Linked DNA regions of Homo sapiens: region 1 is linked to region 2. Evidence: chromatin loops called from intact Hi-C (ENCODE). Cell type or tissue: dorsolateral prefrontal cortex. All regions are shown on one strand. Each heading gives the region's core, and the rest is flanking DNA. Links, peaks and the distances in the headings are about the cores only. Region 1 overlaps PRICKLE2 (prickle planar cell polarity protein 2). Region 2 overlaps PRICKLE2 (prickle planar cell polarity protein 2).

Region 1 (15,302 bases), core at 4,209-12,208, 100 kb after region 2:
ATCTAATTTCTTTCAATTATATTTTGTGGTTTTTAGGCACAAGGCTTGCACTTCTTTTAAGTTTATTCTTAAGTATTTTATTCTTTTTGATGCTACTGTAATTAGAATTGTTCTCAATTTCACTTTCAGGTAGTTATTGTATAGAAACATAAATGATATTTATATTGATGTTAAATCATACAATCTTGCTAAAATCATTTATTAGTTGTATTAGTTTAGGTACTTGTGTGCGTGTGTGTGTGTGTGTGTGTGTGTGTGTATTCTTTAGAATTTTCTATATATAAGACCATATCATGTGCAAATAGAGAGTTTTACTTTTTCCTTTTTAATCTGATGTCTTTTATTTCTTTATCATATCTTATTGCCCTGGTTAGAACCTCCAGTACAATGTTCAACAGAAGTAGCAAGGGTGGACATCTTTGTTGTGTTCTTGATCTTAAGGGAAAGCACCAGTCTTTCAGCATTAAGTATTATGTTAGCCATGAGTTATTTGTACATGCTCTTTATCAGGTAGAGGAAGTTCTCTTCTATGCTAGTTTGTTGTTTTTACCACAAAAGGGTGTTGGAGTTTGTCAAATGCATTTTCTGCATCTATCAAGATGATTAGTTATTTTATGTCTTTATTCTATTAATGTGTTGTGCCTAAATTTCAACATAAAAATGTACTTGAAGAAACGAAATCAGTTTAGTCTAACCAAACTGATTTTGGCTTGTCAGATTCCCCCACTTTCTGCTTCTCATCAAATCAGAAATATACACCAGACAGAATGCACACCTTGGATCTCGTTTGCATCTCCAACTCAAAGAAGTTCCATCCAAACCCTGGTTGTTGCTTTTAAAAATAGTCAGAGCTCATTTGAATAGTAACTCTTTAATTAATCAGCTACTGCACAATGGTCAGGTCTGTTGGGAAGCAGTCAGTTTATTTCTCCAAGAAATTTTTATGCCAGTTTATGACTTAAGGAAAAACAAGTTTCAATGTGTTTAAGTAAGTTGACTAAGCTCTTTGGTGACTAATGCTTTTTACTAGAAAGTCATACTTGAACATCAAAATGTAGAAAACTTTTACCAAATTCAGTCCCAAAATATCCACCAATTAAACTCATTTATTCACATACTAATTATGCAGGGAAGAGCACACTAATGCCGGATGGACATGATTTAACGAACTGAGGATCCAGGAGAAGGAATAAAGATAACAAGAAAACAAAGGAGGAGTGCAGAATCAGATCCAGAATGAGCATCGACAAGTAGAAGGATAAACAGAAAAGAGACGATGGGGAGGGCTGAGGCCCCATGTGGTCATTCAACAAATAACTCGAGGTGGATGGATCACTTGAGGCCAGGAGTTCGAGACCAGCCTGGCCAAATGGTGAAACCATGTCTCCACTAAAAATACAAAAAAAAAAAAACATCAGCTGGGCATGGTGGTGGGCACTTGTAGTCCCAGCTACTCAGGAGGTGGAGGCACGAGAACCGCTTGAACCCAGGAGGTGGAGGTTGCAGTGAGCCCAGATCGCATCACTACACTCCAGCCTGGGTGACAGAGCGAGATGCTGTCTCAACACACACACACACACATACACTCTAAAACAAAAACAAAACAACAACAACAACAACAAAAACCCAAATAACTATCAAGCACTTACCACGTACCAAGGCCTGCTCTAGGTACTTGGGTACCCAACCAAGACAAAGATCCCTGCCCTCTTGGCCTACGTTCTCAGAGGGGAGAAACATACAATACACATAACAAGCCTTTCAATCACAAAGTATGTTAAAGGCAGCAAGTGCTACTGAAAACCAGAAAGAAGCAGGATATGGGAGGTCAGGATGGGGAGGGGACATATACCGAGCCATATGCCTGGCATTTAAGTTGCTTTATACCTTACATACATGATCCTAGACTCTTCCATCAGTCCTCCAGGAAAGGAAATATTATCTCCACTTCCCACGGAAGAAAACAAAGGCCCAGAGTGGTTAAGTGGCTTGTAAGCAGTTAAGCAACTGAACTATTCAGAGCAGTTGATCAACCCTAAATAGTGAGCAGAACATGGACTCAAAGTAGGCTCTAACTGACCACTGAAGCAAAAAGTTACTTATAGAAAATCTATCTGATTCCAACCACAGAATACCCTTTTACTTCTGAACAACAACAACAACAACAACAAAAAACCTCACACACACGCAAAAGCAAAACCAAGGAGGGGGGAAGAAAAGGAAAAAAAAAACCAAAACCCTAAATAGTAACTCAAAGCCACAAGGACCTTATCTGTTTTCCATGCTAGCTGCCCGCCTTCCACTTCTCATTTATAATTAACTGGCACTCCCGTGGCAAGACATTTTTCTTTGTAAAGAATTTTCAACCTTTGAGTGATTCCATGACAACCTTTGGTAATGGCTAATTTAATAACCTCCATGTATAAATTGGGAACCCAAGGCCCAGACCCTCAGAAGGGGGCAGAGGGTCAGAAGTGATGCTAAGAGGATTTCTCTTCATTCCTGCATCTCTCCCCCTTTGGCAAAATGCACACAGCAACACCCAACAGCTCTCTTTCAACACACTGATTAAAGCTTTTAACCTGAATGAAACATATTCGGAAGTGTGTGGGGAAATATATGATTTGGCTTTTTTTTTAAATAGACATTTATGAAAATAGAACCTGCTAGCAAAGCAGGATTTCGTTAAAAAAAAAAAAAAACATACAAAGGGTGCATTGGCTTCATTCTGTCAGAGTTGACATTCTATCTGCACATAATTGGGTTTGTGAATGACAGGTTTCTGAGGAATAAGGCATGATTTAGAGAGAGGAGATTCTGCATTCTCCTCTACCCCAAAACAACCTCTGCAAATCCTCTACCCCAAAGTTGCAGCATTAAATCATGGCTTCCGTATCTCAGCAGCCATAATTAGCCCTTTCATGGCATACACAGTATTGTCAGGCGGAGACCCTCTCTTTAACTATCTCCAAGTAGCTTGGTCATCTGCACCAGTGGCCGTTATCATTTGGAAAATGACTAACAATCTATACCAATTAACTTGCCTGCCATTACTTGAAAGGATTCATCATGAGTAGACTGGGGACAGGGTTGGTGGCAGGAATACTTATCCTTGAGATTTTGACAGGTTATTTACAACACCGAACCCTGAACCACAAGGTCTTGTTTTATGTGAGAAGTGATAGGATGAAGGCAAAAAAGGGATCTTCCTTTAGAACATGATTTTTGACAAGTTCAAGTAGCAAATTGTAGAAATTGAGATTCGAATGGGATTGCAAACATCATTAAGCCTGTTTTTTACTTTTCTGTTTCTTTTATTCCCCCCCGCTTCTTAATAAGAGGAAAATACATTTTGTAAAAGAATTCATAAGTGGAAACTCAAAACAGAAAACAGGGCTGCCCAAGTTGATGTGGAGAAGAAGACTATGAGCCCAACTTCTCCTAAGCTCAACCTCCTCCCCAAACTCCAGGCACATTCATGGCCTTGAAATTCTCAAGGTTCCAAAGCCACAAGGCTAAAAACCACCATATTTCCTAGACTCCACGAAGTCATTTCTAGCATGTGCCAAAATATGAAGTAGGTGCTTGGTAATTTGCTAGATGGAAAGAAGAAAAAATATAGAGGCTATTAACGGCTTTTAAGAAATAAATAATTCCTAATCATGAAACTCTTAGATAAATAATAATTCTAGTTGTGAGAAACTGTATATCTGGTTGCCAAGACATTACATGGAGATGCATGGGGAATAGTAGGATGTCCCAGTGACTATAATTGGATAGGTCTGAGGCAGGCTCAGGAATGTGCATTTTCACCAGTGTGCCTGGTGATTGTGATGCAGCCGGTCCTCCAAGCACAGCTCAAGGCCACTCTTCTGTAGTAGCCTCCTAGTCAGAAAGGAGTGCCGTAGAGTGTGGTTTAAAAACAGGTGTGGGTTTTACCAATATAATCGATGGTCTCAGCAACTCTGGGCAATGTACATTTTCAAACTGTCCCAAAGAATCTATGCCAGCCCTTCCTTGCCACCATGTCTTAACCTCTTGCATCACTAGGCCCTCCTGCCACTCAGCTGGGTACCCAGTGGGGTGTGAAAAGGCACTGGTGAAAGGCAAGACTACATCAGACATGAGAATAGTGTCTCTTGTTGCTAGCCCTGCCATCTGTCTTGACTTCCACCTCCCCTGTGGTGTGGGCTCCTCTGTCCCAAGTCCATGGCTAGATCAGGTTCAGGCCACTTTCATGCACAGGGACAAGGGGCAGACTGCTTAAAGAGTGGTTCAGCCCCAGTACAAACCAAGTGACTGACAAGGAATGCACAACATAGGATTCAACATGGCTATGCCCAAGGCAGGCAAGGCCAGAGGTGGGAAAACACACTTTTGTTTAAAACAAGGGCTAAAATAACCCAAAGCTCTCCATTGCTTTTTGCTAAATAACAGATGTATCCTAGGTATTTAAATTCTTCCATGACTCTAGCTCACTAAAGGCAAAAGAACACATTTTTTTGAGACAGGGTCTGCTCTGTCACCCAGGCTGGAGGGCAGTGGTGTGATCATGGCTCACTGCAGCCTCGACCTCCTGGGCTCAAGCAATCCTCCCATCTCAGCCTCCTGAGAAGCTGGGACTAAAGGCACATGCCACAATGCCCAGCTAATTTTTGTATTTGTTGTAGATATGAGGTTTCACCATGTTACCCAGGCTGGTCTCGAACTCCTGGGCTCAAGCAATCCTCCTGACTCAGCCTTCCAAAGTGCTGGGATTACAGGCATGAGTCACTGTGCCCAGCTCTCTTTTCATTCTTAATAAGAAAAAAAGAGGAAAACATTTTCCTCCTTATTATACTTATTATAAAGTTATTACTTCCTTATCCTTAAAAAGCAATATACAACTATACAACTAATGTAGAAAAAATCAGAAACTACAGATAAGAAGTAAGAGTAAAAAATTTTCAAAACACTCACAATCCCAAAGATAATCACCATTAAACAGAAACAGCTGCTGGTCCTCTTTTCCCTTAGTGTTAAGAAACTGGAGACCAGACTTCATTCTACGTGTTCCTCATCAGCCAGAGCCAGGGGATAAGACTCTGGCCGGTAACGACAAGACATGAGCCAGAGCCACCCACACATGCACACACAACACTCTCAGCAAATAGATGTGCATTATTCAATCCAGATAAGCGGGTCTGTTCTGAACTGGTGCCCTGCAGCAGGATCAACAATCCACTTATGTAATGTAAAAGATACCTCCAACGTGGGAATTACATATAACATATACTTACGGGTATCACAGAGTTAAAAGTTAGGTCCCTTCGATAAAAAAAAAATCTGACAACCAGATTTCACTAGCTATCAACTTGCAATTTTCTGTGCAAGTGGAGAGAGATGCGGCACGGATAATTTAAAACCACTAAGACTTGGCTTTGAATTGTGTCTTTGTACGCTAGTCATATAACCTCCAATGCTGCGATAACTTACATCACTTCAAACCATATAATAGATCTCTGGGAAAGGCTGACGCAGGAGGAGCTGGGCAGCGGCCTGACTTACTCCATCTGCTCTGTAGCCCATTTTCCCTGAGTTTCCAATGAAAGCATCAACTCTTCACATGCACGCACAACACCAGCCTAAAATGAACCAAACATTCTTCTCAAGTGTACTGCCCTTTAGTAACACCTCCGTCAGGTTTTAGGAGGGAATTAGGTGTCTGGGTAAAGAGAGCTTTTTCTAGACTGCAGGCTGCCTAGAAAAGGTAAGCAAATGAAAGGACAGTGGCTGTTGTTAGCAAGAAAGGCATTCCCCGGTTGTGTTTCACTGAGTCTGTAAGAACTGGAAGCAAGGTCTGCCTGCCCTAAGATATTGCTGAGATAATCCTGCCTTGAACAGGTCAGAGTTGTTAAAATTGAGCTATCACAAAAAGCACAAGCAACGCTCCTCAAGAACTGTATGGATCATGTGACCCCCACACAGGGCTTCAGCTCCTACCTTATACATCCCTCGCAAAAGGGGTAAGCGGAGAGTCAGAACGCCAGAAAGGAAGGAAGAAAATATATTCGTAGAGGCTGGCCTGAAATCAAATGGGAATGTTCCAAGAGGTAAAAATCTGCTCCAAAAGATCAAGGCCTCCAGGTGGCAGGTGTGACCTCCAGGCTCTGACTCCTGTTGCTCTAGCTCAACCTGTGCTTTGACTGAGGATGGCAGGTGAGGGGTGAACAGAGCAGCTATGTTCTACTGTTAACACAACTGCTCATACTTGTGAAGGTTTATAATATTCAATAATTTTCACTTAATTTATCTCATTTCTCTCTCAGCAGTCCTATAAAGTTGGCATTTTTATCCATTTCACAGATATAAAAATTTAGCTGATAAACTCATAAGTGACTTGACTGAAGTTAAGGACCTATGTCATCTGACTCTAAAACCAGTGCTTTCTCCTACCTTGTTTTAGGTACAGTGTCAAAATATTCCTTCTCTTATTCCATCCATATCCATCCATCTACCTGTCCATCCATCCACCCATCTATCCATCCATTCATATCCGAACATACATCCATATCTATCCATCCATCCACCCATCTATCTATTCATTCATATCCATACATACATCCCATAAATACATCCATATCTATCCATCCATCCACCTGTCTATCCATTCATTCATATCCTTAAATACATACATATCTATCCATCCATCCACCCATCTATTCATTCATATCCATACATACATACACATCTATCCACCTATCCACCCATCTATCGATCCATTCATATCCATACATACATCCCATAAATACATCCATATCTATCCATCCATTCACCCATCTATCCATTCATTCATACCCATAAATACAGCCATATCTATCCACCTATCCACCCATCTATCCATCCATTCATGTCCATACATACATCCATATTTATCTATCCATCCACCTATCTATCCATTCATTTATATCCGTACATACATCCATATCTACCCATCCATCCATCCACCCATCTATCCATTCATTCATATCCATAAATACATCCATATCTATCAATCCATCTACCCATCCATTCATATCCATACATACAACTATATCTATCCATCTATCCATCCATTCATATCTGTAAATACATCCACATCTATCCATCCATCCACCCATCTATCCATCCATTCATATCCATACATACATCCATACCTATCCATCCAGCCAACCAACCTACCAACCAACCAACTGCCCACCCACTCACCCACCAACATTGACTGAGCAGCTACTGTGTGTTAGGCACTGCACTAAGATGCTGGGCACACGACAGTCATTAAGACAGACAACATGCCTGCCTTCGTGGAGCTTTGAACCAAGTGAGGAAGACACTCAACAGTTAAGTAAACAAACAGATAAACCTGCCATTTACAGATTGTGATAAGTGTTATGACAGAAATAGGGAAATCAGAAAGAGAGGAACTGAGGATGGGTGAGGACGGGCCTCCCACTGAAGTGACATTTGAGTTGTGATGAGAAGACTATGAGGCAGATATGAGAAAAATCAGAGTACGAGTTTTCCCGGCAGAGAAGAAGTGAGCACACAGGTCCTGAGGTGGGGAAGAGCACTGTGTGAGTCATTCTCAGAAGGTGATATTGTGGCCTCCCTCCTCCTCCACCACTGTCTAGATTAATGACAGTGACCAAACTGGCTGGGCCACTGCCTGTCCCAAAGCCCAAGCACAGATGTGAAATTCAGGGGACGGTGCCATTTTAGTGGGTGTAGGAAACTTCGCGTCCTCCCTAACCCGTTTCTCCTTGGAATTTCTATATCCCTCTGTCTTGATACCCAGACGTCAGCATATCCTGTTATTTGCAGTCTTACTGGCTCCTTAACTCCCTGCCCCTAGCCACAATACTTTGTTTTTCCCCTTTTTTGGCAAACACTCAGTCTGAATGAGGGACCCAGGCATGAACCTTGACACTTGCCATGTCTGGGAGCAAGATTTCTATCTCTGTGAGAAAGGAAAAATGGTTTCCTAATAAACACAGAAGCTCAAGGGCGGAGACTGTGACGGGGCCAGCTGGGTATGAGGCTGGTGTGTGCTGAGTGCCAAGACCACACTGCCTGGTCCTATCCAACTCCCTCCCTTCCGGCTGGGCTCCAGCGGCTCTGGCCATCTGCACCAAGAAGTGCTTCTCTCTCCCAGGGGTTGCTGAAGTTGGTACAGGGTAATTTTCAGGGGCAGTTGTTTCCTCTTTTTAATATGCCAATTCATGCTTCAATGAAGAATTATATGCAGTGCCTTACTTTAGACTAATTTATCTTGTAACTTTTGAGCAGTGGAAATTCCTTCCCTTTTAAAAATAAGCCTCCTGGGTGACTTTGCTTGGAAACATATAATTTAAAGATCTCTTACTGTATTTTGATTTGCAGAAATGATGCCTCAGTCATTGAGGGGCAGTATCTTAGATTGGTTTTCCCCAGAATCAGACTCTTGGAAGGTATCTGAATCTTGTGGGAGAAGATCCCAAAAAGGCCTGACAGGGAACAGAAGAATGAAAGTGGGGAAGGGTAGGATGCCAATAGAGTGTAAGTTAATGAACAGGTAGCAGCTTTGAGCAACCAGAACTCATTTCAGCTGAGGACCTCTGGGAGACAGTACAGAACATTCCTCAGATACATTCCCCTTGAGAGTCAAGGAAGTAGGGGTACTTATCAACCAACTCTCAACAGCCATTGGTTGAAGACCACTCCTTGGTGCTCTTTGCCCTCTCCCACAGGCAAGACAAGCAGGCTCAACCAACAAGGTAGAGTTTCTACAGAAGCAGGAACCATGAGTCCAAAAGGCGGAACAGAGGCAATGCCGAAATACTTGTGGCAGTCAACTTCATTTATTAAACAATAATTCACTGAAAATTTACTGTGTACCATGCATTGTGGTAGGTGTTGCAAGGAGTTAAAAAAATAAAAAGGAGTTTCTATCTGACACAATGATACAGCCAGAAATAGCTAGACCATAAATTTCAAAGTGGAGAGTTCTTGTGAAAAAGATATTTAAAAGAATGTTCTTGTTCTGAAGAGAAAGATGCTGAAATGTATACAGATAAGGGATGATGTTTGCAATTTATTCTCAGATGGTTCAACAAAAATGATATGTGTATATGCCTGTGTGTGTGGAAAGAGAGAGGAACAGAGGGAGAGAATAAGCAGCACAAATGTGGCAAAATATTAACAGAAAAATCTAGAAGGGTGTTTGGGAGTTTGTTATACTATTCTTGTAACTTTGATCTAACCTTGCAATTTTACAAAATAAAAAGTTTTAAAACAAAGAAAGTGGTTGGTACTGCGACTCTTTTGTTAGGCCATCATTAATGTGTTAGCCACTGTGCTACAGAAGGTTCCTGGTTAACAACAGATCAGGGAAGGCCTGCTTGAGGAAGCTGGACCCAAAGGTTACTGAGTAGGAGAGGTTTCTAGGAAAAAAGATAATGAAAAAGTAGTCCTAACAGGTGAATAAAGTCATGGCAGGGGGAGAGAACATGCTGTCACTGAGATGTTGACAGGAGTCTAGGATGGTAACAAGATGGCAGCTGGGAAGGAGTTTTGGCTTTATTTTAAAAGCGTTCACAAGCCAGTGAGGAATCTGCCTACCAAGCACATAGAGAGCTAATTCAACTTCGTGATGAGTAGACGGAGTGAGCCCTCAAAGGAGAAGAGCTTGGCCACTGATGGTGTCTCCATGGCAACACTACTACCTGCATCCCCACATCACTGTATCCCTGTGCAAGGCTGTGGGGTATCTAGAAAAGCTCCGATTTCCTCAGCTGCCTGTCAGACCTGCTGTTCTGCAAAGAATAAACCATGGTAGATAGAGTTGGTTACTCCTTCTAGATATATTTCTCCACTTCACTTTGTCTACATGCCACCTGTGATTTTATGGCATGCACACTTTTGCTTCATTGGACATTTATCAGAGCAAGTTCTAAGAGCCCCTCCTTTCCAGATAAATCCTTTGGGGGACCAATTTCTGAGGAAATGAATGAAAACTGAATTCTAACACACCTCATCTCCAAACTTCAAGGCAAGGATCAGAAGACTCCACAAAACACCTCTTCGTTTGCTTTTCTCTTCCATGCCACCTGCTGAAGTACTTGTTTAGTCTCTACCTTCTTTGTGGACGAGGTTGGCTAAACTTATACAGACAAGATCTGAGGCATAAAATATTCCCTAAGTACTTAAAGGCAGTATACCACAGTGGGTTAGGATCTTAGATTCTGTGGTTACCATAACTTGGGCTCAAATCCTAACTTCACTGAGTTGCCACTAGGATTTAACAACTTAATATATACAACATTCTTGGTATAATGAAACTTGACTATGTGCCAGTGTGCTAGGTCCTACCCTATGTCTAGGGATACAAAGTCAAACAAACAAACAAACAAAAGTATTTAGGGTTCTTGTTCTCTAGAAGTCAACCTAGACCCTACTAATCTATTTCCAGCTAGGATGGAAAGAGATCAATGGAAAACAGACGGGTGGTGAACAATTCATTTTGATAAATCTTAGCAAATCCTTAGTGTACACTTAAAGGTGTGCTGGACTGAGCAAGGTAATTTCATTATTATCCCTACCAAAGGATTATGTATCCTTGACCAAGTTTTTAATCCTTCAAGGTCATACTAATGACTGTTTTTTGTTCTTTTTTTTTTTTTTTTGAGATGGAATTTTTCTTTTGTTGCCCAAGCTGGAGTGCAATGGCGCAATCTCGGCTCACTGCAACCTCCGCTTCCCGGGTTCAAGCAATTCTCCTGCCTCAGCCTTCCACCATCTAGCTGAGATTACAGGCATGTGCCACCATGCCCAGCTAATTTTTTATATCTCATAGAGATGGGGTTTCACCATGTTGGCCCGGCTGGTCTCGAACTCCTGACCTCAGGTAATCCACCCGCCTTGGCCTCCCAAAGTGTTGGGATTAAAGGGGTGAGCCACCGTGCCCGGCCATGACTTTCTTTTCATACCAAGTTGCAATAAGGCAGACAGGTTAGACAGTAAATTAATGACCTGTCGGATGAATCAAGGACTTTAGAGTTACCAAGCCCTTTCATTTCATGTAACTTTTGAATTGCCAATAATCTCTACAAGGTTAGTCAGAAGAGCAGGGGTTCTTTATAGATGAAGAAAGTGAAGTTCAGAGAAGCCAAGTACTGTGGTTACTACTGAATGCTGGAGGTATCTGGAACCCCAAGTTTACTCATTTTCCCCTGAGCCCAGGGGCATAAGGTCAGTTTGGCTTCATTTTGGGGGTGTGATTTCTCCAACTTTTTTCAGAAAACATTTTCTGAGTATGTGCCAAGCTCTGTGTCAAACGCTTTCCACGCTTTTCTTATTAATCCTCAAACCACACTATGAGAAGAAAATTATTGTTATCCTTCTCATGTTACAGATAGGACAACCAAGGCTCAACGAGTTTGTGGAACTTACCCAAAGCCCTTCACCAAACACCTGAATACCTTTTGGCAGCCCCTCCAGACTGGCTGCACTGGTCCCTTAATCCATGTAAAACAAGATGTGCTTTTTCCCCTGTTCACAGAGAGGCCCCCAAATCACTGGCAAGTCATAGGAAATTCTTAAGTGGCTGCTTATTAATAACATTTTCAGTTTATATTAGGCCGCCTTTCATCCAGGGGAACTGGGCCAGCTCCATGCACAGAGAACCACAGAAATTCAGCCATCTCTGGTATGGACGTGAGCCAGCTGGCAGCGGAATCCCTCAGGGGCTTGGCTTGTGGTGATTCTGGCAATGGTCACACCCTTCAAAACTTGACAGGGGCCCTTTAATATCTGTGCTGAAGTGCTGGAGGGAAAAACTTCCCAGAAATCCATGTTGCTCAGCAAAGGAGGCCAGAGGCTCCGGACGACCCCAGTGGACTTGCGAAACAAGAGAATCGAGCGATTGGAGGTTTACCAGACACCAATGCTGGATGTAAAGCCCCTCAATTCAGATTGAGTTAGACACAACAGGGAAAGACATTATTTTCAGGAGAGACCTGGCTTTAGTCAAGTCCGAAGAAAGAAACAAAACAAACAAAATTCTCAGGGTTTTCTACAGGAGGGACAGGCAGCAAAAGTGAGATGCTGATTTCCCTGATTTGAGCTGGATCTATGGAAAGGTTTTTGTGGTTTTGTTCTGAGCTACAACTCGCTTCCTCATTCTTACAGCAGTGAAAGGAAGGAGGAAAGTACACAGAAAGAAAATATCATTTCCTGGTTTCATGATTTTTTGGAAAGAAGCCCTTGATGAATTGGATTCACATGTCTACAGGAGTAAGGTTTTGAAAATATTAAAAAATTTGTTTTACTCCGATTTGACAAGGTGCTGGTTGAAGGATGTACCCCTCCTCCATCCCAGCCCCCGCACTGCGTCCCAAGCCTGCTAGATGTAGCAACGCCTACACACTTTTAGCATAGTTGACGAAACGAACAAGGAGGAGCCGGGACCGTGGACTTCCTTGGTGCACGGGATGAGTCTTAGTCATTTATTCATTATCTCTTTTTACCACCTCTATCTTTACTATCCTACTCCAACTCACCATTACCTCCTGCTTGAGCTACTACAATAGCCTACTTCTTAATTTCCTGCCTCCATGCCTGCCCTTCTAGAATCTAATTTCCACCACCGTTTGTTTTTTAAACAATGATGATAACACTCAGCTCTCCTGCTTAAAATGTGCCATTAACTTCTGACAACAGTGAGAATGAAGCACAAACTCCTTAACCATAGCCTACAAGACCCTATATAACCTGGTCTGTTCCTCTCTCCCCAAATTTATTTTGTTCTACTCTATTCCCCATCTTGTTCCAGCCTCAGCAGTCTTTATTTGTCCTTTGAATTTGCCAAGGCTTTCCCTCTCTTAGGATCTTTGCAGCAGCTGCTCCTCGGCCCAAAACACCCTTCCCTCAGTACTTCAGGAGCTGGTCTGCTTTTCACTATTCCCATCATCAACCAAAGACATCTTTTCCTTAACATCAGACGCCATTTTATTTGTTGGTGTGTCTAAAATACCTTTTCCCATTGTAATGTAAATTTTAAAATCCTTTATCTAGAATAATAAGCATTCAATAAGTAGCTCTTTGAAATTTTGACTAATACTTAGTCTGAAATCTAACTGCAACCAGTGAGCTACTAACAAGATATGACCAAAGCGTAAATTTTATTTTTCATATTTATTTTTTTACAATAACTGAAAATGTATATTGCTACAATGATGTCAAAAATGTAGAATGTGATTCAACTACATGACGAGTAGTGTTTGGCCAAGATCACATTAAAGAAAGACTGCCTTTGTCCTCAATTAAATGAAAGTATGCAAAAGCTTAAGATGAGGTAGAGAAAAATATATTACAGCTGACAATGTACCATAACTATAGTGTAGTAATTTAATTCTGTTACTGTACTGCAAAATGTCAAGTATTTGAAAGAACGCCTCAAGTACAGAAATACTGAAAAACTCTGGCCTAGCACACAGCAAATGTTCAAAAGGTTGTTAAACTGTTGAGTGAACAATAAAAACTATCTGAGAGATAGAAGGAACAAGAACTCCTATGGCCTTGGCATCTGAGACCACGACCGTCAATTTACTCATCTACAGAATGGAAGAAAATCAGGTAACTCTCTCCTTCTAGCTCCGCAGGGTTTAACATTAGCTCCTGGGTAATCATGTAGAAAAATGCTGCATTTCTCTGGGCTATCTGCTCTGGGGCAGAAAAACATTATTTTTTCCAGTCTCACATTAACCTGTAGAGATTTCTCTGGATGAGTTTACAACAACCTACCAGCCAACTTAGCAGTTTTAAACCTTTCGGGTGACTTGATGCCCTTAAAATCTGATGAAAGCTGGGATCCTCTCCCTTAAAAAATGGACATATGCACATTCACAGAAAATTTTGCATTAAATTTCAGAAAGTTCATCAATTCTGTCCAGTCCTTTGCTGTCCAGGGATCCTAAGCTAAAAACATCTGGTTTGGAAAACTGGTTAAGTGCAAAAGACCGGCTGTGATATTTTAAACTACCCACAGGGCCAAAGTCAGCGCCTTACATCTCGCAGATGCTCAATTGCTATTTCTCACTCTCTGTAACATTCTTTTAAAAATTCAAAATAGCACATGATATCATAGTTACCATTTAGGATGCTGCATCTTAGCAATTCAGTGGTGCAGGATTTAAAACCATTTTTAAGCATTACAAGGGCAAACAACGTGAGTGTTTAGGCAGCTGGTTAGGCAGCCAAACTGACACAGTGAAAAGAAGGCAGGTTCAAGCTTTCTGATCAGTCAGGCCCTGTGATTATGCTGCTTTCTACTTATTCCCCTTTCAGAAGCCAGTCTAGCAAGAATCGAAGCTCCTGTTGAGAGAGGAGCACGTGAATTCTTTGCTGTGCATTTTCACCCTCCTTCCTAATGAGGCAGGCACTTCGGAGTGGCCCAACCTCCACAGGATGCAAGGGTGGGGGTGTCATCTTTCCAGTCCGTGGCAAGCTTCTAGTCTTGACAGGCTTTCCTGGCAACTTCTGAGATGATGAACTCAAAAGCAAGTAATAGACTCAGGCAGCGATTTAAATGAAGTTCTGACTCTTGCTGGATAAGCTGTCAGGGGAAGGGGAGAGCTGTAGCTGAGGGCTATGCAGTTGCTGTGCCAGGAGCACGCACTTCATATCCCCTGACTACCTAACCAATGGCTGGACTGCCAGGAGGATGCCTACAGAAAACAGCCCCTTGTAAAGGAGGTATTCCTCTGACAGCATCACAGCAGGAGACCTGGAGAAAGACCCTACATCACTGGTACTGAAAAGGGACAGGAGCCCTAAGGTATTAATCAGAATAAAAGGATGTATATTACAGAGAAAGAAAGAAAAAAAGACTATTAAAACTTTAATTTACCAAAAATTAAACTTTCTTTTTAATTTGTATAAATTTAGGGGGTACAAGTGCAGTTTTGATACATGGATATACTGCATAGTGATGAAGTCTGGGCTTTTAGTATATCCATCACGTAAATAGTGTACATTGTACCCATTAAGTAATTAACTAAAACTTTCAGTAAGCCTGCAGAACATTCACATTCGTAAGAACGAATAAAATACAGAGTAAATGGAAAATAGGGTTTCATTCCAGCACACTTAGGCTATTGGTAGGTGTTCAATACGTATTTACTAAACTGGAAAGAGAATCAACTTCCAGGGGGTATCCAAGGGTTGGGTTAGCATGTAGTGTAAATCTCCTGGGCCAACTGTAACTCATGGGTACAGGCTGCCTCCAGTGCTGTGTTGAGAAGGACTCT
Region 2 (15,302 bases), core at 2,354-10,353:
TCAATTTCGTTCCTGGGATAACTGTCAGGGCAATAGCAGCTGGGGCCTCCAATCGCTTGCTTACTCTGCTGCTTATCTCTTACATACAAATCATAAAAGCCGATTTACAACAGCCTAATCACTTCCAGAGCCTCCCCAATATGAAAGCAGAGAGGAGAGGATAACAACCTAAGATGATGAATGAGTGGTTTGAGTGGATGAACTCTAGTAAGAAAGGAAAGAAAACATCTTCAAACTCATGTCTAGAAACAAAAGGTGGACACAATGATCTTTGCAGGGCTTTCCAACCTAGCTCTTGAGTAGAATTAGGGTCAGCATAAATAACTTAGCAAATACTATTAATTCCCCAGCATGCTGTTTTCCCGAACCTGTCTTTCATAAGCCCAGAAGTGAAATGTTTTTGAGAGCATCCTGCTTGTGAACAGATTCCTATTTCCGTGAGGAGGTGACCTCGAAGAAGAGCAGCTTCTATTCTGCTGGGAGGTGTACTGCCTTCTGGTATCAGGCTTCTGCATCCCGGGAAAGCTCGGGATAACCTGAGGCACCCCCTTGAAAAACAAAAGAGCTTGATCAGAGCAGGAGGGTCCTGTTGCACAAGCCCAGCATCTACTATCAGTTTCACCTAAATGTAAGCCATTCATTCCCCTGGACTATGTGTGGGTGGGACTGGAAATACTACCTGCTCACTCTAGAGAGGAGAAATGCCTCTCTTCTGATTCATTAACTCAGATTTTCCTCCAGGGTCTTCTTGCATGCAGGGCATGAACAGAAAGGCCAATGTTGACCAAAGATGAGCAATAACTGTGTACTTGCCTCTAGAAAGGGTAGTTCTGTGGTTACTTTCATTACTGGCAAAATCTAGAATCCTTACGCAGACCTTAAGGCCCTACGTGACTTGGCTCTCTTCTCTTTCTCCAAGATAATCAACTAAACACTCCTCCTCGCTTAACTCTGCTTCAGCTGTGCTTACATTCCTCCCTGTCTCCCCAAACACAACAATAAGCTTATTCCAGCAGGCCTTGGAAAACTCTTCCCTTTGCATGCCTGACTTCTGTTTGTTAAAGTCCTCGTGTAGATGTCACCTCCTCAGCAGTGTCATTTCTGAACACTCCTTCTAAAGTAGCAAAGTTAGTTGTCTTCTGGCCAACCACTCACTATTGCACTTGACCCTTTTTTAAACTACTCACCCTGACTTATTAAGGTCATATGTAAGTTTGTAGCTGAATGAATCCCCTGGGAGCCAGGATCTTCTCCCTACTCTTCACTGTATTCTTGCAGAGCTAGCAGTGCCCAGTACCCTTTGGTGCTCAATACATACTCATGGAATAAACGTAAATGGATTCTCATGTTACCCACAGCTTGGAAAAAAGCAACCACCCTCCAACCTGGAGTGGGTCAGTGCTGTGATCCACATGGGTGGGATTCCAAACATCCAGAAAAAAATACCATGATCACACCTGTCAATCTCCATCTCTGGTGATTCATTATATAGCCCACCATCTGGGGTTTCTCCAATTTTAAAGTCAAAGTACACGTGATTTATAATGAGCTCCCTGCACTGCAGAAATGTTTTCTCCTTACTAATCACAGCTCTGTTGATGTGTTTAAATTAGCAGCTGATACTGTCCCCAAGATGGAACTGTACTGTCACAGGTCACACTCCAACTTGAGAAGCACTCCTTTCCCCTCTAACTACGAACAGAACTGGAGAGCTACTTTCTGGCTGGGTGACTTGGGGAAATTTGTAAACCTCTTGAGATGCATCAGTAAGATGGGCATAATGACAGGAAGTGAGTACTAAAGCTGTAGTGATGATTAGATGAGGAAAAATATATCTTTCCTTTTTAAGGTTCATCATGACTATGGTGCATCTGTGTAGTTGTTGTTTCATCTCTGTCTTCTTGACAGATCAGCAGCTCCAAGAGGGCAGAAACTGTGCTCCTGTTTGCTAGCCCTGACCTCATACCTGGTATTCAGTATGCAGGAAGAAGGTTTAGTAAGGCCTAAAATTCCCCAAGGAAAGAAAGCATGCCTCAAGACTGTGAATGCCCTCCAGACATTTACAACTCATACTGATGATTTAGCTCCCTTTCAGTAGGGTCTTTCCTATATTATTTATTATTTATGTGCTGGGGCAGAGACATGAAGAAAATGGAGCTGTTTAGAACAGGAGTTTGCAAACTGCAATGGCCAGTGAACCAAATCCAGCTCACCGCTCACTGCCTGTTTTTCTAAATAAAGTTGTATTGGAACACAACCACACCTATTCATTTGCATATTGTCGAGGGTTGCTTTCTGGAGTTGGGAGTTGTGACAGACTGTATGACCTGCAAAGACTCAAATATGTTACAGGCAAACAAATATCATTGAATGCATGATTGTATGGATTAATGAATTTGAGAAACAGGGCCTGATGCACTGATATCCACTTGAACGCCAGCCACTGTTGTAAATTATCTGTGCCTCCAAACCGTGGCTGGGATTCCTCCTCTACACAGACGAAGCTCAACTCTTCACTCCATTTGTCTGTGCTGAACACGACACAGTGTCAAAATAATGCAAATCAATAGAATCCAACCTAATGGGGCTCTAACATGCCCTTACTCTCCTGTAATAAACACATTTTTCTTTTCTTGTTGTTTAAGCCATGGGGTGTGTGTGTGTCTGTGTGTGCGTGCTCAAGCACATGTGTGATAGGGAGGTGGGAGCTGCAAGCTAAATTTGCCAGAGAACTCTGGCTGCAGCACATAGTCCAGGGCAGTATCAGTACCCCTACATCCTCTGGAGGATCTGGCAGAAGAATCCCACCTGATGGCAAGGAGACACAGATATCAGGTCATTTCCCTCTCAAGCAGAGCTCTGTTTTCTTAATTAACAGAGAGGGTTTTTCCCTGCCAAATAATGCAGGCTTTATGAGAGGTGCTCAGGGTGATGATAGAGTTAAACGCAGTGATTTATCCATATCCCAAGGGTCAGTGTGACTGGGAGCTACGCAAATGTCCATGCACCACAGGGGTGCAGGTTCCCTTAAGATCCTTGGCTGTGCTTCTACAAAGAGAGGTCAGCATCCAATTCAGCCTGTGGTTCTCTGTGGTTTAACTGCCAGCATGAAGGTGCATTTGGGGCATTCTATGGTACACTGGCATTTCTGTCTGAGAAATGTTTCCCTCTCTACAAATAGGAGGTCTCACAGAAACTGGCCTCTGCGAGAAAATCAATGTTCTTCAAAGAATGCTCAAGGTCTGATGGAACGGAAAGAAAATATTTGCTGGCTCCCCTCCCCCACATGTCTTTGTGGGCAAAATGTATGCATGCAAGTCCAGAAAGAAGAAAAAGACTAAGATTGAACGGCAGACTTTAGGCACATCTTTCTGTTCCTTATTTATTGTCCTGTCTTATCCCACTCCGCACCAGAAGACAGAGAGCTGTGTTTCTGCCAACTTCAAAGATACATTACCAGGCACGGTGGCTCACTCCTATAAGCCCAGCGCTTTGGGAAGCTGAGGTGGGAGGAGCTCCTGAGCCCAGGAGTATGAGACCAGCCCTGGAAACATACTAAGACCCCCTAACTACAAAAACAAAAAACAGAAAATTAGCCAGGCATAGTGGTGTGCACCTATAGTCCCAGCTACTGGGGAGGCTGAGGCAGTAGGATCACGGTTACAGTGAGCTATGATGACACCACTGCACTCCAGAGCCTTTCAAAAAATAACTTTTTTAAGCATTCATATTTCACATTTCTGTGCAGTAAAGGAAATAGTATCTATTCAACCATGTCCTCCAGACATTTACAACTTATACTGATGACGTAGCTCCCTTTCATTAGGGTCTTTCCTATATGATTTTTATTTTCTTTTTTGCTGAGATAGAAACATGGAGAAAATGGAATTGTTTAGAACAGCGGTTTGCAAACTACAGTGGCAATGGGCCAAATCCAGCTTACTGCCTGTTTTTGTAAATAAATTTGTATTCAAACACAACTACACCTATTCATTTGCATGTTGTTGGTGATTGCTTTCCAGATTTGGGGAGTTGTGACAGACTGTATGACCTGCAAAGCCTCAAATATTTACTTTCTGGCCCTTTATAGACACAGGTTGTCAACCTCTGGTTTAGCATGCTGCGGCAAGCCTGAACAGCCCCGAAGTCATGGGCGCTACACAGTTGAAGCCTCTCAGACCGTGCAAAAAGTGTCCCAAGGTACATATTTGTTTGTTTGAAGCATGTGTGGCGGTAGCTTGATCAGGTCCCTTGGGATCCTTTCTCCAACTAAGTCAATCGATTTCCTCAACATCCCGAACTTCAAATTGGCAACAGCTGGAGAGATACTGTCATCTGGGCAGTGGAGCTTAAACGCCACCACATGTTTCTTGGTGACAGGGCATGGAATGGCTCAAACAGAGTATGACAAAGAAGGCTGGGGGTGGGGACAGAAAGAGGAGAGTGGGACAATATGAATGCACTCGAAAGTGTGATCTGTGGACCAGCCACGATGCCATCCCTTGGGAGCTGGTTGCAGACTCTCAGGCCCTCACCGGACTTGCAGAATTCAAATCCACATTTGAACGAGATCCCTGGTGATTCTCATGTTCATGAGAGTTAGAGGAACACCAAGATGATGGGAGTTTCAAGGACGATTTTCTTTGCAACACAAGGGTGCTTCTACTCCAGGAAACAAGACCCTCACACTCTCAGAGACTCTAATTCAGGGTTTCCCAACCTCAGTACTACTGACATTTCGGGCTGGATAATTCTTTGTTTGGTGGGCTGTCCTGTGCACTTCAGGATGTTCAGCAGTATCTCTGGACTCTACCCACTAGATGCCAGTCACACATCCCTCTGGTTGTGACAGCCCCGAAATGTCTCCAAACAGTGCCAAATGTCCCTGGAGGGCAAAATCGCCCCCAACTGAGGACCGCTGCTCTAACAGATCCTGTCCTCCACCTGCTGCTTGACCATAGCCCAAGGGGAGCTCTGTTCCTGTCCACCCAGTTGTTGGAGTGAGTTAAACCTGCTCTACCCCATCCTGCAGACAGGAGCCTCGTCACGATGGGGGTTGCCGCTCCTTCTTTCTAGAGAAGGATTATCAGGGCTCTGCCTGGTTGGGTGTGGTATGTCCCCAAAACTGGGGAACTCTAAAAGTTATTTTCTCTCTAAACTCTTCTCAGAAAATTCACATTCCTTTCTCTCAGTGGCTATCAAGAACTCCCCAGTTAAGGCCTTTGCTGTCTAATTTTCCTGGCAGGTTTGAAGCTTTTGAAATCCTGAGTTTTTGATGTATCTCTTTTACTTCCTTACTCCAGCCACTGGCCTATCTAGCAGGTCTCAGGTGATCAGCAGATCACAAGTTGGCTTGCAGTCAGTTACACATCTGTCATCTGCTCTGGTGCTACCAGGATCAGTGCTGGTAGTCTAAGGAATGATTTCCTCTGCCAGCTGCACTGGGGAAGGGAAAGGGAAAGGGGAGGCCAAGCCCTGGGGCAGGGGTGGGGGAGGAGGGGAGTGTGCATAACTTCTTACTTCACACTCCCACCCCCAGGCTTGGCCTGCCTTCCCTCTCAGTCAGGCATGGGCTGTTTAGGCCCAAACTAAATAACAGCCTCTTTACAACCAGCTGCTTCCAAAGAGGGTCATGGACTGATCTTGGTTTTCCCAACAATAGCGGCTTTGTTTTTTAGCAGCATTCATTCTAGGGACTTGCCTTTGAACTGGAGGTTGGGGAGTGACAAGCATTATAATGGGACTAGAATCACTTCTCTGACAGACCCAGTACAGTTACAAGGACAAGTCAGATAAAAACTTGAGTGTGGATTGGAGGTTTCTTACCTTCTATCCCTTTCCTTGCTCATCCTATTAACTTCCGGATAAATCAGTGACCCCAATAAAGATGGAGTCAATTTTAACTAAAACCACTTGTAAAAGTGAAGGAGGAAACCAGGAAGGGACATCTTCCAGAATCATGTGGAGTCAGTTTTAACTAGTACCACTCAGCTCCATGGGGGATTCTGGTTGTATTGCCACAAAGCATATTGCTAATTGAAAGGATACACAACAAATTCAGACCAGTTGAAGATTTTTTTGCCAGAGTTTGCTCTGGGTTTACACTGACCCCATGCTGCTTTCTAGAACCCATTAGTCTGGGTCAACAAGCAGACCATGCTGTATTTACTTGGGAAACACTTGACTACAGGAGGACAAAAGCTAAATGGCTCCCAAGTGGTAGAGAGTGGGCAGCCAAGAACCTGGGGACCCACTGAGTTGCTTCAAAGATCTTTGACAAAGCCCTGCTATTGCCAGGCACTGGGAGCACAACTGTGAACAAGGCCCTTTAAGAGGACAACGTAGAAGGATATGACCTAGTGCAGGGAGAACAGATAACCAAGTCAGCATAGCAAGGTGACCGTTACAGATAATAATCACTAGGAAGGAAATAAAGGGGATGCTATGGCAGAGAATAAAGACTGGACCTACTTTGAGTGCTGGAAAAGAACTCTGTGTTGGTGATGACTATGGGGAGACCTAAAGGATGAGAAGGAGCCCACCCAGCCAAGGGCAGGGAAAAGTGTTCCAGGCAGAGGGAGCAAGAATATTTTGTACTAGAGAAGGTGCCACGAGCTCTAAGATGTAGCAGAGGGGCAATGACACTGGAACATTGTGAGCAAGGAGGACAGCAGCAGGAATGAGGCTCAGAAGGTGAAAAGGAGCCACACGGAGGTTCTTCCTAGTCCACTCTGGGTTTTAAAAGTGTCGGGAGGCTGAGGCAGGAGAATGGCGTGAATCCAGGAGGCGGAGCTTGCAGTAAGCCGAGATCGTGCCACTGCACTCCAGCCTGGGAGACAGACAGACTCCATCTCAAAAAAAAAAAAAAAAAAAAAAAAAGTGTCTTTCATGTGCTGCTGGCAAAATTATAAAAAGTAACTGAGAGGCAGCACAGGGGACTGGTGAAAGCATTGGCTTTGGAGTTCACCTTCCAGTTCTGTCCCTTGAAGCTGTGCCTTCTCAGGCAGGCCTGGACTCTTTTGTGCTCAGTTCCCTCATCTGTGAAATGGGAATAATCATACAACCTAAGGGAGAAGGTATTAAATGGGTTAAAACACAAAGTACTTAGAACAGTGCTGGTGCGGGGACACCAATGAAATGTTCAATCTTCTTACTGTCCTTTACTCCATATTTATCTGTCACTTTTAAAGCACTTTTACGCATGTTGTCATATATGAAATTGCTGGGCATTGTTATACAATCTTTCTAAGTGGGAAAAGGGAGTTTGGATGATTTGCCCAAGGTCATACAGAAGCTACTTGAGAACTCTTCTCCCACCTCCTGCCTTTTATTACTGTGAATACAAAAAGTAAAAGGAATGTGGCCAGAGTGCTAGCAGTCAGAGATTTGAGGGGGCAGGAGGCAGAGAGAAGTACAGATCCAGTGACACTCCCCAGCTTCTAACCAGCAGCTGCAATGAAAACAGTCCTTTTTATTAATGTATAGTTTTCTATTGTATAAATATGAATTACATGCAACAACATGGATGAATCTCATAAAGTAAAAGATACCAGATATAAAATAACATGTACAGTATATCCCATTTATAGAAAGTTAAAATCCACCCCAAATCATCTATGCTGTTAGATGTCAGAATAGTGCTTACTTTGGAGAGGAAGGAAGAGCAGCGGCTGGGAGGGGGCATGAGGGAGCTTCTAGGTTACTGGCACTGCCTATTGCTTGACTTGGGAGATGGTACCATCAGTGTAATAATTCACTGAGGTGTCACTTGTGATTTTTGCATATTTCTATTTGTTATACAGCTATATAATGTTTATGAGAAATTATAACTGAGAGGCAAGAATGCACTCATGACAATGTAAAAGGTAAACATGCAGAACTCACAATCCCCTATCCCAACACACACACACTTCCTCAACGGCACGTCTCATACACTAGACTTGTATGGCTGGCACACATGGTTCCACCTGGTGGCCAACACACTAAGCTTTTTTATTTAATCTCAAGGGTTAAATTTCCTTTTGCCTTTTTAAGTTGGGATACACCAGGACCTTTATCACCTATGCTCTTACCCTTGGCCAAATTTACACATTTATTATACCTGCCTGTCCACACCCCTCCTTTCCCCATTAGACATATGCATTTCCCACTGGTCTCAGCCAACTTGATGAGGTGGGTTAGATGTTTGGATAAAAGTGGTTTATGGATTTAAGAGGCAAAATACAATGTACTCCTTTAGGCTTGGGATCTTTGCTTCTCAAGATCTCCCTTCTCTACAGGTGGGGGTTGATAAAGTGCCATTTGTGGGACAGCAGTTCATGACCTCATGTACAACAGAACCAATTACTAGATTGGCTGACAGATGGATAAATGGGTACAATGGACAAGAAGATGGAATAATTTTTAAATGGATGGGTGTATGGTATGAAGGATAATAAAGGGTGGGGATAAATAAATGGAAGGATAACTGAATTAATCAATGAATGGGTGCAAATGTGATGTAGTTACAGGACAGACAAAGTTTTGGGCTCTCAAAAAAAGTTAACCTCCAAGTGGGACCTAATTAAACTAAAGAGCTTCTGCACAGCAAAATAAACTACCAACAGAGTAAATAGACAACCCACAGAATGGGAGGAAATATTTTCAAACTGTGCATCAGACAAGGCCTAATATACAGAATCTATAAAGAACTTAACTGAATAAGCAAAAAACAGCTCCATTAAAAAATGAGCAAAGGGGGAGAAGGCAAGATGGCTGACTAGACGGAGACAAGTGGAACAGCTCCCAAGGAGGGACTGAGATGACTGGCATGCTTTTAACAGATCTTCAGAAGGAGGGCACTGAGAATGGATGGAGGCAAGACATAGAAATCTGGGAACCCTGCATGGGCTACCCTGCAGCAGGACTCACTTTTGAACAACAACAGCTCAGGGGGAATGGGTGAGTTGAACTGGCAAGGAGCAACCTGCTCTTGTCACAGGCCTTGGGAACCCTAGAAGGAGGGGGACCCCTTGACCACCATGGACACTTGAGGTGGCAGGGAGGGCTGCTTAGGGAAGTGTTGGGGCAACAAGCCAGCTGATGTGTAGCCCAGAGGGTTTGCTGTGGGGGTGTCTGCAGTGCAGCACGGGCAGGGGTGGCCATTCCCCTAGACTCAACTTGTTCCCATAAGAGACTTTAGCCCTAGAAGAACTGTTGGACCTGATCGCTGAAGGGTGGTCTTGCACATCAGATGGGGCTGGTCTGACCTGTGCACCCCTTAGTCTGTTGGCCTCTTCTGGGGCCCCAGCCTGGCCACACCTGCTTAGAGGGCAGTCTTGGGTACCTTGGGGGCCCACAGCATAGCTTCTGTGCCAGTGAACCTTGCCTGACTGGTGGAGAAGTCCAGTGAGGTGTGGCCTATACAGCCATGCACATGCTCCCTCCCCATACTGCAGCTTCCCCGGGGCCCATGGCAATGCCCTACATCACTTTGCTGGCACATGTCTGCACAGATAGGTTTTGCTTTCCTTGCCCTGCCAGCACACTGGAGTGTAGTCTGCACCCACCCAGCCCCCAGCCACCACTGCAGATGGAGCTTTGGTGGGCATAAAGCCAGCAAGCCCTGCCCCTGCCAGCACCCTGCCCTTATACTAATACTGCACAGAGAACAGCGGACACCCCCACACCCTCAGGGATCACTCCTGCTTGCAGGGCACAGAGAAGGCACCCAAACCTGCCCCAGCCAGCACCCTGCCCCAAGCCAATACCATATCCAGTACAACCACACACATAATCTCCAGCAGGGGCCCCCCACTCCACCCAGCTATGCTGCCTCTGTCATTGTGGTGAACACCCACAGGGAGGTAGGCACCCCTGCATCTGCTAGCACTGTTACAGCTGCCACACCTTGGCACCTCCAGTGCAGTGGACTCCAAATGTCGCAGAGCCAGATAACAAAGCTGGGGCCCAATACAAGTCCCCCAGAGTAAGAGCACAGTCTAGCAGTTGGGAGCTGGGTGTTGGCCCCCTAAAATCTCCCCAAAATGAAGCCAGTCAGCTGAATCCATCTCATACCAAAATCAAACCCTCAAAGTCATCAAATAGGATTAAGAAAAAAAAAAAAACCATGCAAAGGTCAGCAACCTCAAAGATTGAAGGTAGATAAGCCCACAAATTTGAGAAAGAATCAGGGCAAGAATGCTGAAAATACGAAAAGCCAGAGTGCCTTCTTTCCTCCAAACAACCGCATCACCTTTCCAGCAAGGAATCATAACTGGGCTGAGGCTAAGATAGCTAAAATAACAGAAATGAAATTCAGAATATGGATAGGAATGAAGATCATTGAGCTCAGTACACTGAAACCCAATGCAAGGAAGCTAAAAATGATGATAAAACAATGCAGGAGCTGACAGACAAAATAGCCAATATAGAGAAAAACATAACTGACCTTAGAGAGCTAAAAAAACCCATTACAAGAATTTCACAACACAATCACAAGTATTAATAGAATAGAGTAACTGGAGAAAAGAATCTCAGAGCTTGAAGACTGGCTTTTTGAAATAAGACAGGCAGACAAGAATAGAAAAAAAAAAGAATGAAAAGGAATAAACAAAACCTTTGAGAAATATGGGATTATGTAAAGGGACCAAATCTATGACTGATTGGTGTCCTTGAAAGAGATGGGGAGAATGGAACCAACTTAGTAAACATACTTCAAGATATCATTCATGAGAACTTCCCCAACCTAGCTAGAGAGGCCAACATTCTTAAGATACTTCAAAAGAAGATTATCCCCAGTACACATAATCATAAGATTTTCTGAGGTCAAAATAAAAGAAAAAAATGTTAAAGGCAGCTAGAGGGAAAGATCAGGTCATCTACAAAAGGAAGCCCATCAGACTGACAGCAGACTTCTCAGCTGAAACCCTGTAAGCCAGAAAAGAATGGGGGCCAATATTCAACATTCTTAAAGAAAAGAAATTCCAACCCAGAATTTCATATCCGGCCAAACTAAGATTCATAAGCAAAGGAGAAATAAGATCCTTTTCAGACAAGCAAATGCTGAGGGAATTTGTTCCCACTAGACCTGCCTTACAAGAGCTCCTGAAGGAAGTACTTAATTTGCAAAGGAAAGACCATTACCAGCCTCTGTAAAAACACACTGAAGTACCCAGACCAGTGTCACTGTAAAGAAACTACATAAACAAGTTTGCAAAATAACCAGCTAACATAATGATGACAGGATTAAATCTACACATATCAGTACTAACCTTAAATGTAAATGGGCTGAATGACCCAATTAAAAGACACAGTGTGGCAAGCTGCATGAAGAACCAAGACCCATTATTATGCTGTCTTCAAGAGACCCATCTCCCATGCAGACACACACAGGCTCAAAATAAAGAGATAGAGAAAAACCTACCAAGCAAATGGAAAACAGAAAAAAGCAGGAGTTGCAATCCTAGTTTCTGACAAAACAGAGTTTAAGCCAACAAAGATCAAAAAAGACAAAGAAGGGCATTATGTAATGGTAAAGGGTGGAATTCAGCAAGAAAATCTCACTATCCTAAATATATATGTTCCCAACACAGGAGCACCCAGATTCAAAAAGCAAGTTCTTAGAGACCTTCAAAGAGATTTAGACTCCCACACAATAATAGTGGCAGGATTTACAGCCCCACTGACAATATTAGACAGATCATCAAGAAAAAATTAACAAAGATGTTCAGGACCTGAACTCCGCTCTGGATCAAGCAGACCTGATAGATATCTATAGAACTCTCCACCCAAAAAAACAGAATACACATTCTTCTCATCACCACATGGCATATATTCTAAAATAGATCACACAATCAGAAGTAAAATTCTCCTCATCAAATGCAAAAGAACTGAAATCATAACAAACAATCTCTCAGACCACAGCACAATCAAATTAGAAATCAAGACTAAGAAATTCACTCAAAACCATACAATTACATGGAAATTGGATAACCTGCTGCTGAATGACTTTTGGGTAAATAATGAAATTAAGGCAGAAATGAAGAAGTACTTAGAAAGTAATGACAACAAAGATACAACATATCAGAATCTTTGGGATGCAGCTAAGGCAGTGTTAAGCAGGAAACTTATAGCACTGAAATGTTCACATCAAAAAGTTAGAAAGATCTCAAGTTAACAACTTAATATAAAAACTAAAAGAACTAGAGAATCAAGTGCAAAGAAATCCCAAAACTAGCCGAAGACACAAAATAATCAAAATTAGGGCTGAACTGAAGGAGACTGAGACACAAAAAAGCCATTCAAAAGATCAATGAATCCAGGAGCTGGTTTTCTTGAAAAAAATAATAAAATAGATAGACCACTAGCTAGACTAATAAGAAAAGAGAGAAGATTAAAATAAACACAATCAGAAATGACAAGAAGGATATTATCACTTACCCTACAGAAATATAAACAACCATCAGAGAATATTATGAACACCTCTATGTACATAAACTAGAAAATCTAGGAGAAATGGATAAATGTCTGGACACATACACCCTTCCAAGAATGAACCAGGAAGAAATTGAATCCCTGAACAGACCAATAATGAGCTCTGAAATTGAGGCAGTAATAAATAGCCTACCAACCAAAAAAAGCCCAGGATCAGATGGATTCACAGCTGAATTCTGTCAGGTGTCCAAAGAAGAGCTGGTATCATTCCTACTGAAACTATTCCAAAACACTGAGGAGGAGTGACTCCTCCCTAACTTATTCTATGAGGCCAGCATCATCCTGATACCAAAACCTGGTAGAGATACAACAACAACAACAAAAAGTCAGGCCAACATCCTTGATGAACATTGATGCAAAAATTCTTAAAAAATTACTGGCAACCCGAATCCAGCAGCACATCAAAAAGCTTATCCACCACAAACAAGTAGACTTTATTTATCCTTGGGAACAAGTTTGATTCATCATATGTAAATCAATAAATGTGATGCCTCACATAAACAGAACTAAAGACGAAAACCATATGATTATCACAATAGATGTGGAAAAGGATTTTGATAAAATTCAACATCTTCTCATGTAAAAAACTTTCAATAAACTAGGTACTTAATGAACATACCTCAAAATAATAAGAGCCATCCATGACAAACCCATAGCCACCACCATACTGAATGGGCAAAAGCTGGAAGCATTCCCTTGAAAACCAGCATAAGACAAGGATGCCCTCTCTCACCAGTCCTATTCAACATAGTATTAGGAGTCCTGGCCAGGGCAATCAGGCAAGAGAAAGAAATAAAAGGCACTCCAAATAGGAAGAGGGAAAGTCAAATCATCCCTGTTTGCAGATGACATGATCCTATATCTAAAACATCCCACAGTCCCAGCCCACAAGCTTCTTAAATTGATAAACAACTTCAGCAAAGTCTCAGGATCAAAAATCAATGTGGAAAAATCACTAGCATTCCTATATACCAACAATAGTCAAGCCAAAAGCCAGATCGGAAATGAACTCCCATTCACAATTGCCACAAAAAGAATACATTACCTAGGAATACAGCTGACTAGGGAGGTGAAAGATCTCTACATGGAGAACTTCAAACCACTGTTCAAATAAATTAGAGATGACACAAACAAGTGAAAACACATTCCATGCTCATTGACAGGAAGAATCAACATCATGAAAATGGCCATACTGCCCAAAGTAATTTATAGACTCAATGCTATTTCTATTAAACTACCACTGAGATTCTTCACAGAACTAGAAAATACTACTTGAAAATTCATATGGAAACAAAAAAGAGCCCAAATAGCCAAGACAATCCTAAGCAAAAAAGAACAAAGCAGAAGGCATCACATTTCCCAACTTCAAACTATATTACAGGGCTACAGTAACCAAGGCAGGATGGTACTGGTAGAAAAACAGACACATAGACCAATGGAACAGAATAGGAAACACAGAAGTAAGGCCACACACCTATAGCTATCTGATCTTAGACAAACCTGACAAAAACAAGTAATGGGGAAAGGATTGCCTGCTAAATAAATGGTGCTGGGATAACTGGCTAGCCATATGCTGAAAATTGAAACTGGACTCCTTCCTTACACAAAAATTAACTCAAGATGGATTAAAGACTTAACTGTAAAAACCTAAACTATAAAAACCTTGAAGAAAACCTAGGCAATATCATTCAGGACATGGGCACGGGCAAAGATTTCATGATGAAGACACCAAAAGCAATTGCGACAAAAGCAAAAATTGACAAATGGGATCTAATTAAACTAAAGAGCTTCTGCACAGCAAAAAGAAACTATCAATGGAGTAAACAGACAACCTACAGAAAAGGAGAACATTTCTGCAAACTAAGCATCTCACAAAGGTCTAATATCCAACATCTATAAGGAACTTAAACAAATTTGCAAGAAAAAAACCAAACCACCCCATTAAAAAGTGGGCAAAGAACATGAACACATACTTTTCAAAAGAAGGCATATATGTGGCCAGTAATCATGCAAAAAACTCAACATCACTGATAATTAGAGAAATGCAACTCAAAACCATGATGAGATAACTATCTCATACCCATCAGAATGACTATTACTAAAAAGGCAAAAAATTACTGATGCTGGCTATTCTTAAAAAGGCAAAAAAAATATGGATTATGGTTGCAGAGGAAAAGAATGCTTGTACACTCTTGGTGAGGGTGTCGATTAGTTCAACCACTGTGGAAGACAGTGTGGTAATTCCTCAGAGACCTAATAACAGAAATACCATTCAACCCAGCAAATAAATATTATATCCAAATAAATATAAATTGTTCTATTATAAAGAAAGATGCAGGTGTTTATGTCTATTGAGCACTATTCACACTAGCGAAGACATGGAATCAATCTGCATAACCATCAATGATAGACTGGATAAAGAAAATGTGGTACATATACACCATAGAATACTATGCAGCCATAAAAAAGAATGAGATCACGTCCCTTACAGAGACATGGATGGAGCTGGAGGCCATTATTCTTAGCAAACTAAGACAGAAACAGGAAATCAAATACTACATGTTCTTACTTATAAGTGGGAGCTAAATGATGAGAACACATGGACACATGGAGGGGAACAACACACACTGGGATCTATTGGAGGGTGGAGGGTAGAAGGAGGAAGATCATGAAAAATAACTAACGGGTACTAGGCTTAATAGCTGGGTGATGAAATAATCTGTACAACAAACCCCCATAACACAAGTTTACCTACATAACAAATGTTTGCATGTAACTTTGTGAACTTAAAATAAAAGTTGAAAGAAATGGGCAAAAAACATGAAAAG

Evidence for each region. Peaks named below come from ENCODE experiments on the same cell type or tissue, not always from the same donor. Only the 100,000 strongest peaks of a DNase experiment are listed, where the experiment ranks them.
Region 1: a loop joins it to region 2, with 2.3 times the contacts of the local background. A loop is called at or near these places in 2 of 110 quality-filtered maps.

What each region holds. Positions count from the first base shown.
Region 1 is chr3:64,202,415-64,217,716 of GRCh38, forward strand. All of the region lies in intron 1 of PRICKLE2 (prickle planar cell polarity protein 2), which reads right to left. Among named protein-coding and RNA genes, the nearest start is that of PRICKLE2, 15 kb to the right of the region's middle. In dorsolateral prefrontal cortex, for the core only: no CTCF peak of the experiment used is centred there; DNase peaks (open chromatin) are centred at 8,087 and 11,723; H3K4me3 peaks cover 1,226 bases; H3K27ac peaks cover 3,393 bases.
Region 2 is chr3:64,104,106-64,119,407 of GRCh38, forward strand. The region is part of intron 7 of PRICKLE2 (prickle planar cell polarity protein 2); the gene reads right to left. It overlaps PRICKLE2-AS2 (PRICKLE2 antisense RNA 2), which reads left to right. Exons shown (of 4, transcript NR_046701.1): 2 at 388-628; 3 at 1,614-1,790; 4 at 1,909-2,253. Among named protein-coding and RNA genes, the nearest start is that of PRICKLE2-AS2, 8.3 kb to the left of the region's middle. In dorsolateral prefrontal cortex, for the core only: no CTCF peak of the experiment used is centred there; a DNase peak (open chromatin) is centred at 5,546; H3K27ac peaks cover 475 bases.